Linked DNA regions of Homo sapiens: region 1 is linked to region 2. The links are chromatin contacts, found by Hi-C or POLR2A ChIA-PET in ENCODE. All regions are on one chromosome and are shown on one strand. Each heading gives the region's core, a stretch centred on a gene start or an enhancer-like site at or near the end of the contact. The rest is flanking DNA. Distances are from core to core; before and after follow the strand shown. Region 1 holds the start of C12orf57 (chromosome 12 open reading frame 57). Region 2 has its middle 130 kb from the start of CCND2.

Region 1 (6,264 bases), core at 3,317-5,816, 2.8 Mb after region 2:
TTTCTATTCTCACAGCCCCATTCTCCCAAGCCCTTCACAAACCTGTCTTCTTATTTATTTTTTTGAGACATGGTCTGGCTCTGCCACCCAGGCTGGAGTGTAGTGGCGCAATCACAGCTCACTGCAGCCTCGACTTCCCGGTCTCAAGTGATCCTCCTACCTCAGCCTCTGGAGTAGCTGGGATTACAGGCGTGTGTCACCATACCTGGCTACTTTTTGTATTTTTGGTAGAGACGGGGTTTCGCCATGTTGGCCATGGCTGGTCTCAAATTCCTGAGCTCAAAGCGATCCACCCACCTCGGCCTCCCAAAGTCCTGAGATTACAGGCGTGAGCCACCGTGCCCAACCCACAAACCTATCTTCTGATTTCTCTGGATTCAACTCATTTTTTGCCATTTTCTCCTCTTCTCCCTCTGCGAGGTCTTTCATGTTTTTCCCCATCTCTAGATCTGTAACTTTCTAGAAAGGGCCCTGTAGCTTTGGGTTTGGGTGTCATAGGCGATAATGAGCTTTACTTACTATCCTTTCACCATTTTTTGGTTTTTGAGACGGAGTCTCGCCCTGTCACCAAGCTGGAGTGCAGTGGCGCGATCTCGGCTTACTGCAACCTCCGCCTCTGGGGTTCAAGTGATTCTTCTGCCTCAGCAGGCACTGCCTGCCCGAGTAGCTGGGACTGCAGGCGTGTGCCACCAAGTACAGCTAATTTTTGTATTTTTAGTAGACACGGGGTTTCACCATGTTGGCCAGGATAGTCTTGATCTCTTGACCTTGTGATCCACCCGCCTTGGCCTCCCAAAGTGCTGGAATTACAAGCGTGAGCCACCGCACCCGGCTTCCTTTTTTTCTTTTGCCCAGACTGGAGTGCAGTGGCGCGATCTCGGCTCACTGCAGCTTCCACCTCCCAGGTTCAAGCGATTCTCCTGCCTCAGCCTCCCGAGGAGCTGGGACTATAGGCGTGTGCCACCCTGCCTGGCTAATTTTTTTGTATTTTTTGTAGAAACAGGGTTTCACCATCTTGGCCAGGCTGGTCTTGAACTCCTCACCTCAGGTGAGCTGCCTGCCTCAGCCTCCCAAAGTGCTGAGATTATAGGCTTGAGCCACTGTGCCCGGCCTCTTCTTGTCTTATTTTCTAAACTTCTATCATCTTCCACCTTCTTCACGCAGTCTACCTCTCTCTGTCCTTCCCCTCAGACCCTTCTGATGACTGTAATCTCCTGTCCTGTGTCATCCATATGTCCCTCCTCCAGTAGGGCTCAGCCTGTCCACCCCTGCCAGGCCTCTAGTTCTTCCACTCTGCCTTTGTTCCACTTTGGACCTCCTTGTGTTTGTCTGACTCAGTTCCCAGGCTTGGATCCCTTCACCCAAATGCATGGTTTGCCCCAAACCTGCCTTCTGGTGACACCTTCCTCTTCTCTGCCCTCCAGCCTCTGCCTCGGTGCACCCTCTCATTGACCCCCTGGCCTCAGGGTCTCACCTTACCCGGATCCCCTACCCAGCTGGAACTCTCCCTAACCCCCTGCTTCCTCACCCTCTGCACGAGAACGAAGTTCTTCGTCACCAGCTCTTTGGTAAGGATGGAAGTTGGGGTAGGCAGCTCCAATGAGAAAAGGGCAGAAAGGAGGTATTTGGGTGGGGGGATGGGCCTAGTTGGGCTTGGGGAGGGATGAGGAGGTGCCTAGAGGAGCTGGGCATGGGAATAGGAGAGCTGGAGCTCTGCCCAAGAGAAGCACGAGTTTTAGTGTCAGCCTAAGAGGTTCGAATCCCAATTCCACCCTACCACTGGCAACTTACAGAACTGGGTGTGTTACCTCACTTTTTAGTTCATTACCTTTGTATGTAAAGGAGCTGGCTATCCCCTGGTCCAGAGCAGGTACTTGTTATCCGTTGGTCATATGCCCCTTGCCCTTCCTGCTCACAGCTGCCCCTTACCGGGACCTGCCGGCCTCCCTTTCTGCCCCGATGTCAGCAGCTCATCAGCTGCAGGCCATGCACGCACAGTCAGCTGAGCTGCAGCGCTTGGCGCTGGAACAGCAGCAGTGGCTGCATGCCCATCACCCGCTGCACAGTGTGCCGCTGCCTGCCCAGGAGGACTACTACAGGTACCCTAGGGTGCCCCAGCCCAGGGGACATGGGCTCAGCGAGCCTGGGAGGAGCTGTGGGCATGGTACGGCTGGGCACCGTGCTCCTGGGGGAGGGAACCCCTCCTCTCCCAACCCCTTCGGTAAGAGGGGGCAAGGTCAGAGTTGGTCTCAAGTCTCTTACCTCTCTGCTATGCACTGCCCCTTCCCTAGTCACCTGAAGAAGGAAAGCGACAAGCCACTGTAGAACCTGCGATCAAGAGAGCACCATGGCTCCTACATTGGACCTTGGAGCACCCCCACCCTCCCCCCACCGTGCCCTTGGCCTGCCACCCAGAGCCAAGAGGGTGCTGCTCAGTTGCAGGGCCTCCGCAGCTGGACAGAGAGTGGGGGAGGGAGGGACAGACAGAAGGCCAAGGCCCGATGTGGTGTGCAGAGGTGGGGAGGTGGCGAGGATGGGGACAGAAAGCGCACAGAATCTTGGACCAGGTCTCTCTTCCTTGTCCCCCCTGCTTTTCTCCTCCCCCATGCCCAACCCCTGTGGCCGCCGCCCCTCCCCTGCCCCGTTGGTGTGATTATTTCATCTGTTAGATGTGGCTGTTTTGCGTAGCATCGTGTGCCACCCCTGCCCCTCCCCGATCCCTGTGTGCGCGCCCCCTCTGCAATGTATGCCCCTTGCCCCTTCCCCACACTAATAATTTATATATATAAATATCTATATGACGCTCTTAAAAAAACATCCCAACCAAAACCAACCAAACAAAAACATCCTCACAACTCCCCAGGAACATGGCTGTGACTATTCTTTGCGGGATATGGGGGTGAGGCTGGGTCTCAGTGCAGCGGTGCTTAGAGAGAACTGCAGCCAGGGCCTGGCAGGGAAGCGGGAAGAGACCAGACCTTCTTAAGGAACGGGGTGTGGGGGCTGGGAAGAATTGGAGAGGGGATCCCTGAAGAGCCCAGAGCCTTGACTCAGCTGGAGGCGGTACCATGGGTGCTGGTGCCCCCTCCTGCCCCAAGGCTGGGCAGGACCGCTGCGCGCCAGTGGAGGCCTCGGTCTGGGCTCTGTGGCTTATGCCTGTGAGACGCGGGTGGATTGCTTGAGCCCAGGAGTTGGAAACCAGCTTGGGCAACATAGAGAAACCCCATCTTAAGACAAAATCAGCTGGGGGTTGTGGTGCACTTGTGGTCCCAGCTACTCAGGAGGCTGAGGTGGGAGGATCACTTGGGGGTCGAGGCTACAGTGAGTCATGATCGCACCACTGCACTCTAGCCTGGGTGACAGAGCAAGGCCCTATCTCAAAACAAACAAACAAAAGACACCCCAACCAACCAAACACTAGAGGCCTGGGACAGGCCCACCTCTGACGTGGTCAGTTCTAGGAATCTATTCAGACGGGTCTCACTGCTAGGAGCCACCAGAGTCCTCCGGAACAAGGGCTTCAGAGTCCTGAAACCTTTCCGTGGAATACTTTAAGAAACGGTTATGAGGCCAGGCGCGACGGCTCACGCTGGTAATCCCAGGACTTTGGGAGGCCGAGGCGGGCGGATCACGAGGTCAGGAGTTCCAGACCAGCTTGGCCAACATGGCAAAACCCTGTCTCTACTAAAAACAAAACATTAGCTGGGCATGGTGGCGCGCGCCTGTCGTCCCAGCGACTTGGGAGGTTGAGGCAGGAGAATCGCTTGAACCCGGGAGGTGGAGGTTATGGTGAGCCAAGATCCCCCCCAGCTGCACTCCAGCTTGGCGACAGAGCAAGACTCCGTCTCAAAAACAAAAAACAAAGCCGGTTATGAAGCGGGGGTGGGGTGGGCTAGTTTTAATAGGTCCAGGCGATTAGTACCTGGCATCCTTAACCACCTACAGTTTGAGAAGGGAGTGGGTGATAAAAGCCTGGAAGGGAAGGGAAATCGGGCCGGGCATTAGGCTCCATCGCTCATCAATAGACAAGGCCTTTAGGAAACTGCGACAACGGCTTTTGCTCTGGGCCTTTACTGCCGAATCCAGGTCTCCGGGCTTAACAACAACGAAGGGGCTGTGACTGGCTGCTTTCTCAACCAATCAGCACCGAACTCATTTGCATGGGCTGAGAACAAATGTTCGCGAACTCTAGAAATGAATGACTTAAGTAAGTTCCTTAGAATATTATTTTTCCTACTGAAAGTTACCACATGCGTCGTTGTTTATACAGTAATAGGAACAAGAAAAAAGTCACCTAAGCTCACCCTCATCAATTGTGGAGTTCCTTTATATCCCATCTTCTCTCCAAACACATACGCAGCAGTGTTACAGCTCTTTTAGAATTTGTCTAGTAGGCTTTCTGGCTTTTTACCGGAAAGCCCCTCTTATGATGTTTGTTGCCAATGATAGATTGTTTTCACTGTGCAAAAATTATGGGTAGTTTTGGTGGTCTTGATGCAGTTGTAAGCTTGGGGTATGAAGGTTTGGGCCACGCCTGGGCGCTTCCGGCTGCGCCGGATGCTGTTTCCTTTCCGCTCCCAGGGGCGTTGGGAACGGTTGTAGGACGTGGCTCTTTATTCGTGAGTTTTCCATTTACCTCCGCTGAACCTAGAGCTTCAGACGCCCTATGGCGTCCGCCTCGACCCAACCGGCGGCCTTGAGCGCTGAGCAAGCAAAGGGTGAGAATCGTCCTAGTCAAGGCATAGGCTGCTGGCCTGGGGTAGTCAAGGCATGGGCTGCTGGTCTGGGGAGGATGCGGGCGGAGGATGTGGGGCGACAAACCTGGCTACGTCCGCCGGGAAAATGGGGTAGGGGACGCCGGGTACCGTCCTTCTAAGTGGGGCGCTTGCCCCCAAGACTTGGGATCTTATTGGGTTACCTACAGCCTCAATCCACTAATTCCTTGCGCTCTCCGCTGGGCCCGCTGTCTGTTCTCCGACGCCTACCCGGGACGCCTCCCTGGGATGCTTCTGGCGCGCAGTGGTCCTCGCGGAGGTGATCCAGGCGTTCTCCGCCCCGGAGAATGCAGTGCGCATGGACGAGGCTCGGGATAACGCCTGCAACGACATGGGTAAGATGCTGCAATTCGTGCTGCCCGTGGCCACGCAGATCCAGCAGGAGGTTATCAAAGCCTATGGCTTCAGCTGCGACGGGGAAGGTGGGTCAGACGCGGGAAGGCGGGTCAGACGCGGGAAGGCGGGAGTTGGGTCGGGAGAGGGCGCCGGATCTGTGGGCCCATGAGCGGTTGTCCCCTTTCTCGCCACACGGCGGCAGCCACAATCTGACTAACATTCTTGGCACTCAGAGCCCAGGGTCTACCCTGAGCTTGTGCGTCCGAGTTGCGTTTTGTACAGTAGAGGTTCTGTATCCCTTACCCGAAATGGTTGGGACCGGAAGTGTTTCGGGTTTTTTCAGATTTCGGAATATTTACATATACATGGATATCTTGGGGGATGGGACCTAAATCTGAACACGAAATTGTTTTGTTTCATATACACGCACCTTATGCACATAGCCTGAGGGTAATTTTATATAATAGTCTGAATAATTTTGTGCATGAGACAAAGTTTTGACTGCGTTTTGACTACAGTCTCCCCCACCCCCCACTATGAAGTCAGGTGTGGAATTTTCCATTTTCGGCCTCACACTGGCACTCATAATTTCAGATTTTGGATTTTCTAATTAAGGATGGTCAACCTGTACTGTTAATCACATTATTATTCCATTTTGTGATGAGGAAGCAAACTCTAATGGTGCAGACTCTCGAGTAGCAGAGCTGGACTTAAATGCTGTTGTGCCACCTTTTAGTGACATGTCTGCATGACAGCAGTGGCTGCAGTCTCTCCAGGGTGTTTCAGCTAATTTTTGTTTGGGGGGGGTTGGTGGTTAAATTTTTGGTGAGATCCTGGTGTTCCCCAAAGGTGTTGACTGATTCAGCTCTGCTGCCTCATAGCCTTCCTGAGTTCCAGCTACAGACCTGGGGTCTCGTGTTCATTCTTGGGGTTCCAGTGACTAAACTGCTAAAATGGTTCACCTGAGAGCAAGAAGCACACTGCCTTGGGACATTTTCATTCACTGCATCCCATCTAGTTGTGCCCAGTGTAGACCAAATGTCATCATCCAAACCACACGGGACAGAGGCCTGCATGCGTCCTGTTTGGCAAACAGCTGCCCAGCCAGTGGGGGAGCAGTTCATGCTTAGACTACCACCCCCTCCAGGTGTCT
Region 2 (6,084 bases), core at 1,673-4,172:
AATGCACAGTGCCTGTGGGTTGCTGTAACACTTTCTTTCTCTCTTTACCCAATGAACCCCCTCGCAGAGACTGTCTAGAGTCCCCCAAAGAGCTGGGTTTTGAGGGGTTGAGGTCCTACTGTAAGAGTCAACTGTGCTAAGCACAGTTCACTGTAACTTCCTCCCCACCCTCAACCCTGCCCCCACCCCTTGATCTCCTATAGGCCCATGATGAAACCCCTACCCTAAAATCTGTTTCCTTAAGTTGATGCTGGTGGATCTGGCAGCATCACTCTCCCCTTTCTCCTGTTCTCCCACTTTTCTCGTCTTCATCCTTTCCTTTCCACACTGTTTTCCTTTCCTCTCTCCTTTCACTCTGTTCCTTGTCCTCTCCTCGCTTCTCTCTTCTCTTTCTCCCCCTCTCTCTCCAACTAGAGGGGAAAAAGAAAAGTGTCAGTTTTGCTCCAGCCAAGCAGCTGGGCCCTCAGCCAGTGCCTTCCCTCCAGCTGCCTGATGTAGGATGATCTAAATAAGAAATGTGGGGGTGGGGGTAGTGTCTTCCAGGGACTCCCTTCACTAGCCTCCTGGGTTAAAAAGCACACTGGGGAATCTCTGCCTTTGGCTGGGGCAGCGCCTCTGGCCAGTTTGGGCAACACCCTCCGCCATCATGACTACCGTCTCTGCTGCCCTGAAGGGGACGCATGTTTCCAGGTGACAGGTTTGGAGGCTGCCTTAACTCTTTTTTAGGGAGAACGGGTTCTGCTCCAGGTCCCTAAAATGGTTTGGTTGCCGCAAAAGCCCCAGGCATGGCTGGGAAAGTCCAGATGTGTGTTAGAGGTGAAGTAGAGAGAAGACAAGGGCTTACTTTCTGCATCTACCCAAAACTCCTCAGGGGAGACCCCAGAAAAGAAAGAGCTCAGGGGCCTGTGGGTGGGTGGGAGTGAATGCTAAAGAGGAGACCTGGAGGCCCAGGGAAAAGGTCATGACCCACTAAATACACAGGCAAAAGGGGCCCCACAGCCTGGGTCCCCAGGTGAAAGAGCAGGAAACGGGAATGTCTCCCGGGTCTTGACATGTGGTTGTAATGATCACAGACCCCTTAGGCTCAAAGGGACCTCAGAGGTCATCTCCATCCTCCTGCTTCCTGGTGGGGCTGGATGTAAATTAGTCAAGATGTGCAGGCAGCTCTGTTCTTAAAGGTCCCTGGAGAAGGAAAACCGGGCTCCTTTTCACTGCATATTAGGCTCAGGATCCTGGTGTTGACTTTTTCCAGATCATCCAGAAAGGTCACAGTTTACAAAGGCTACATCCGAAATTGCCCTGTGACTTGGCTGGCTGTCTGGACTCCTGGGCCTTCGGTCAATAGTGCATTGTCATCACAAGTTTCCCACGCAAGAGTTCTTGCTGTCCAGCTCAATTCCTCTGGCTGCTGTTGAGGGTCTGTGCTCATCTCCATGACATATGCAAAGTGCTTAGAATGGTGCTTGGCACATAGTGAGCACTACGTAAGTGTTAGATATTATCATAATTGCTGCTATGGTTGCAGCTTTCAGTGGAGATGGAAATCAGTTACTCATCAGTGTCCTTCTTGAGAGTACCCATTGCCTATAATGCTGTCCTAAAGGCAGAGAGGGGATTTGAGAATCATACATAGCTAAGGTGTCTCCCCTGACCTACCTCCCCAGCCAGGTTATGCCCCCTTTATCCTGTGTGTTCCCAGAACCACATTAGCTGACCTTTTTGAAGGGGCAGTAGTATGGTATAGTCATGGCTAGGGGCTCTGAATAGGGAAGACATAAAATGTATTATCCAATCCAGGATGCTTTTGCAAGTGGGGAAAATGGCTACTGTTAATGAGGTATGCCAACAGGCATAAACCAGAATTTTCCCAGGCAAAGTGGGACACCCATCACCCTAGCTCTGGGTTTGAATCAAGTCTCTACGATTGGTTCTTTGGCAGATCCTGAGCAGTGTAGTTTGTGTCTTGAGCTCAGGTTTTTCTTTTCCTTTTGAGATGGGGTCTCACTCTGTCACCCAGGCTGTAGTACAGTGATGTGATCACAGCTCACTGCAGCCTCAACCTCCCTGGGCTCAGGTGATCCTCCCACCTCAGCCTCCTAAGTAGCTGGAACTATGGGCCCACATCACCACACTGGGCTAATTTTTTTGTATTTTCTAGAGACGAGGTTTTGCCATGCTGCTCAGGTTGGTCTCAAACTCCTGGGCTCAAGCAATCCTCCTGCCTCAGCCTCCCAAAGTGCTGGGATGAAGGTGGGAGCACCTGCTCCACCATTGAGCTCAGGTTGCTTATTAGTATAACATACCAAGGTAAAATTTCTACCCCCTAGGACAGAGGATCTCAGCCTTTGAAGTACGTGAGAGTTTATCAAAAAGCAAGATGCTCAACTCCACTCCTGGAAACTGGTCCAATGGGTCAGGGGGTGACCTAGGAGTCTGCATTTGGACAATCACCTCAAGGGATTCTGGGAGGGGATCTGCAGGTCAACATTTCAGAAACATTGCCTTTGGGTCACAGTAAAGACCATGAAAATAACTTGAGGGGACACCTGGAAGAGCGCGGACCACATTTCTGGAGTAGAGAGGTGCAATGTCTTGCCCATATTCACCCGAATCTAGCAGTAGAGCTGATCCCAGCCCAGGTGTGACAATTTGCAGATATGCGGATGACGGACAGCTCCCAGGTCCAGGCCAGGCACTGCAGAACGTTCTATTCCTGCTGCTCACCTTCCCCCGCCCGCCCGCAAGCTCCACCTGGAGGACCTGGGTGGGGTGGAGCACAGGTTTGCTGAGAAATCTGGCTGAGAGATCTGACCGTTAAATGGGTTTCATCCTGAAATGACTTTGAGTGAAAACTGAAAGTAAAACTTGAAACCACCCACTTCCCGCTGCTTCCTTCCCTCGAGCGCTGAGTGCAGCTAAGCCACTCCTGTCTTGTAGGGCTTGCTCCTGCCTCGCCCTTCCCAGACCAAGCCCTGAACCCCACTGACGGTCGTGCCTGAGCCCCACCCTTGGCACCACCTCAAGGACTCTGTTCCTCCCCTCCCACTGCCCAGGCGGAAGTCAAAACCGTGCGTACTGCAGAGGAGGCACATCCTTCGAGAACAGCGAACACCCCAGCCTTCTTATCAACCCTGACTCCTATTCATATCCTCACCCTATTTATTAAATAAGAACCAGTTCTTTCATTTAAAAAATGGATCAAAGACGGCTGGGCGCAGCGTCTCACATCTGTAATCTCAGCACTTTGGGAGGCCAAGGCGGGAGGATCACCTGAGGTCAGGAGTTCGAGACCAGCCTGGCCAACGTGGTGAAACCCCGTCTCTACTAAAAATACAAAAAATTAGTCAGGCGTGGTGGCAGGCACCTGTAATCCCAGCTATTCGGGAGGCTGAGGCAGGAGAATTGCTTGAACTGGCAGGTGGAGGTTGCAGTGAACCGAGATAGCGCCATTGCACTCCAGCCCGGGTGACAGAGCAAGACTCCATCTCAAATAATAATAATAAAATAAAATAAATAAAAAGTTATCAAAGACATGTGTAATGACCACAGCCTCCGAGCTGCATATTAAGCATAATGCAATACTGAGTGGGCATCATTTAAGTCAAAAACACAAAATCATAACATTTAAAATACACATTTTACTGTGAAAGCAAGGTACATGCTCACAGCAAAAACTCAAACAGCACAGAAATGGAAGACATAGTTTCAAGAATCTCATCCTCCAAAAGCCGCCTCTTTTAATAGTTCAGCATTTTTTAAAATCCTATATTGTAGTGAGTCTGTGCAGCAGAATTCCTATTGAATGCACACTGTTACCTGAAGCTCTGAGAGGTTAAGTTAACTTGCCCAACATCACTAGGCTAGGACGTGGTAGTGCCACTTGGTGATATCGTGAGACAGAGAGAAAAACAAAAAAACAAAAAAAACGACCTGCTACTAGGGAAAGAGACAGGTGGGATACAACACACTGAGAAGTGGGGGCATTGCCCAGTCTGTTCACACTTGCCTAGGAGACAGGAATGACCTCGGCAGATGCACACATTAGCCAGGAGCCCAGCCTAATGCGTGGAATTAAATATTGAAAGCTGAAATGCAGTTTAGGGATCATGGAGTGGCACCTCTTAATTTTATAGAAAGGAAAACTGAGACCCAGAAAACCAGTGCCAAATAGGCCAGTGATCTTCAAACACTTCCCAAGAAATATGCCAGCCCGGGCAGCTTCAAGGCATCCCTTTCCTGACTTCAGCTTCCACAGTGCTCATTTCTGTCTAGATCTGCCTACTGTCCCGCCTCACAATTGTTCTCCTCTCACTTTACAGAAAAAAATGCACCTCTCACCCATCCTGCATCTTACTACATCCCGGGTATAAATGGTCTGGGGCCTCAAACAAGGGAACAAACAAAACCTTGGCATCAGTAAAGAGCAGCCTTCTTTACTTAAGGCTCTTCTTGCCTTACACATATTTATTCTAAGGTCGAAGCTCCATGGTGGAAATGGGAGTGTTTTGTCTGCCATGGGATACACTGAATTCAGATACAGTGTAGAGCAGGGGCAAGAATGCTGATAATTTCTATTTAACCACCTTACTTCTTCTTTCCTCCTGCAAAAGTCAAAAGAGACCTTGCCTCAAGGAGAGACCTGTGAGAGCACAGCAAGCGGCTATCAGTGTGAACTATCAGGTTGTCACCTGATTTCTTCCAGGAGATAAGCACAGGGCAAGTCCATGCCTTTCCTATCAATCTATCTGAAAATCAGAATTCAGAAAAGAGACGGTTATCCCTAAGGCATATGTGAATTCTTCTTGGCCTGGCTCATGCTCCATCATTTCTCCATGATTTCAGCTCCTAGCCCACTGTCACTCTCTCCAGTCCTATCTTTTGTCTTGGAGATTTTAAAATACAGTAAGCACGCTTCTTGGGACACCTCTTTTCCCCTGCCACACTGTATCCACCTCCCCCATGGTCCACACACTAGACCTTGTTATTATCAATAATTTCAATCCCACTGTAACCTCAATTTCCGGCTCTTTTTTTTTTTTTAGACGGAGTTTTGCTCTGTCGCCAGGCTGGAGTGCAGTGGTGCGATCTCAGCTCACTGCAACCCCTGCCTCCTGGGTTCAAGCTATTCTCCTGCCTCAGCCTCCTGAGCAGCTGGGATTATAGGCGCCCGCCACCATGCCCAGCTAATTTTTTTGCATTTTTAGTAGAGACAGGGTTTCACCATGTTGGTCAGGCTCGTCTCGAACTCCTGACCTCGTGATCCACTAGCCTCCCAAAGTACTGGGATTACAGGCGTGAGCCACCTCACCTGGCCAGGCATGCCACTCTTTAATCCCACCTCCTGCCTTTCCAGCTGACCCCTCTAGAACCTCAATTCCACTCAGCCTTGGACCCCACCAGATCCTGCCATCCATTGATATTATCTCTTCTTCACTGGCCTCACTCCCTCTCCCCTTCTTACTACCCACCTTCAATTTCATGGCCAGTCATTGTGATCACCCCCTTGCACACCTCCTCAATTCCTTACCTTTTCTTGCTTTACCACAGCAAGATATGAGCTGAGGAGCATAAGGCAGCTGGCAGAGGTATCAAGACCACCATAATGTGTGAGCATTCCTGGGTGCTCCTTGGAAACGCTGGGGGTCCCTAGAGCTACAGGGGATAGGGAATGCCAGTTGATGTTACTAGGACACGAAAACAAAGCATGCTCCCTGAAGGCTGAAGAAATGGGGGAGTCTTGGGTTACATGAGGATTTATGAGGACCCTAAACTATCCCTGGAGGAGACCCAGCAACTGTGCTTAGTGGTTCCCCTGAAGTTAGTACTTTGCAGTTCAGCCTGCCTAGAAACCCACCACCATCGCTCATCCTTTCTCGGGGCACAGCTCCAAGCGATAGTGACTCACTTCTCAGTGTACATCTTGTACTCACACTTTCCAAGAGAAAGTGTCCGATGGAGTCACCGTGTCACTGTCTCATGGGGAAGACCCCTATGGAACAGAGTGTTTTGCCAAGCCACCTCGAAGGAGTCAGACTACTTTCTGGCTTGGGTGCCAATCCCTTGGTCAGCTTTCTGCAACCTGAG

The links. Hi-C counts contacts between places; a loop is a spot of excess contacts on that map. ChIA-PET counts read pairs that join two places held with the same protein, here RNA polymerase II (POLR2A). Pooled maps may share reads with other maps.
Region 1: a loop to region 2 is called in a pooled map, with 4 times the contacts of the local background. The contact joins the promoter of C12orf57 here to the enhancer-like site in region 2. A Hi-C loop is called at or near these places in 2 of 37 single-sample maps with no recorded cell type and 5 of 50 pooled maps. POLR2A ChIA-PET finds 5 or more read pairs at or near these places in 1 of 52 experiments (activated B cell).

What each region holds. Positions count from the first base shown.
Region 1 is chr12:6,939,456-6,945,719 of GRCh38, forward strand. C12orf57 (chromosome 12 open reading frame 57) reads left to right here and starts at 4,567. Exons shown (of 3, transcript NM_138425.4): 1 at 4,567-4,718; 2 at 5,021-5,197. The coding sequence starts at 4,667. RNU7-1 (RNA, U7 small nuclear 1) reads left to right here and starts at 4,361; the gene lies at 4,361-4,423. ATN1 (atrophin 1) reads left to right here. Exons shown (of 10, transcript NM_001940.4): 8 at 1,425-1,568; 9 at 1,919-2,099; 10 at 2,292-2,866. The coding sequence ends at 2,325. RefSeq lists enhancers at 4,375-4,954, 4,454-4,643, 4,944-5,063, 4,955-5,534, 5,074-5,223 and 1 more and a silencer at 4,857-5,116.
Region 2 is chr12:4,140,174-4,146,257 of GRCh38, forward strand. No RefSeq gene overlaps it. Among named protein-coding and RNA genes, the nearest start is that of CCND2, 130 kb to the right of the region's middle. Within about 2 kb of position 2,923, at least 19 of the 41 ENCODE cell types and tissues checked have a DNase peak (open chromatin) inside an H3K27ac peak, as active enhancers do.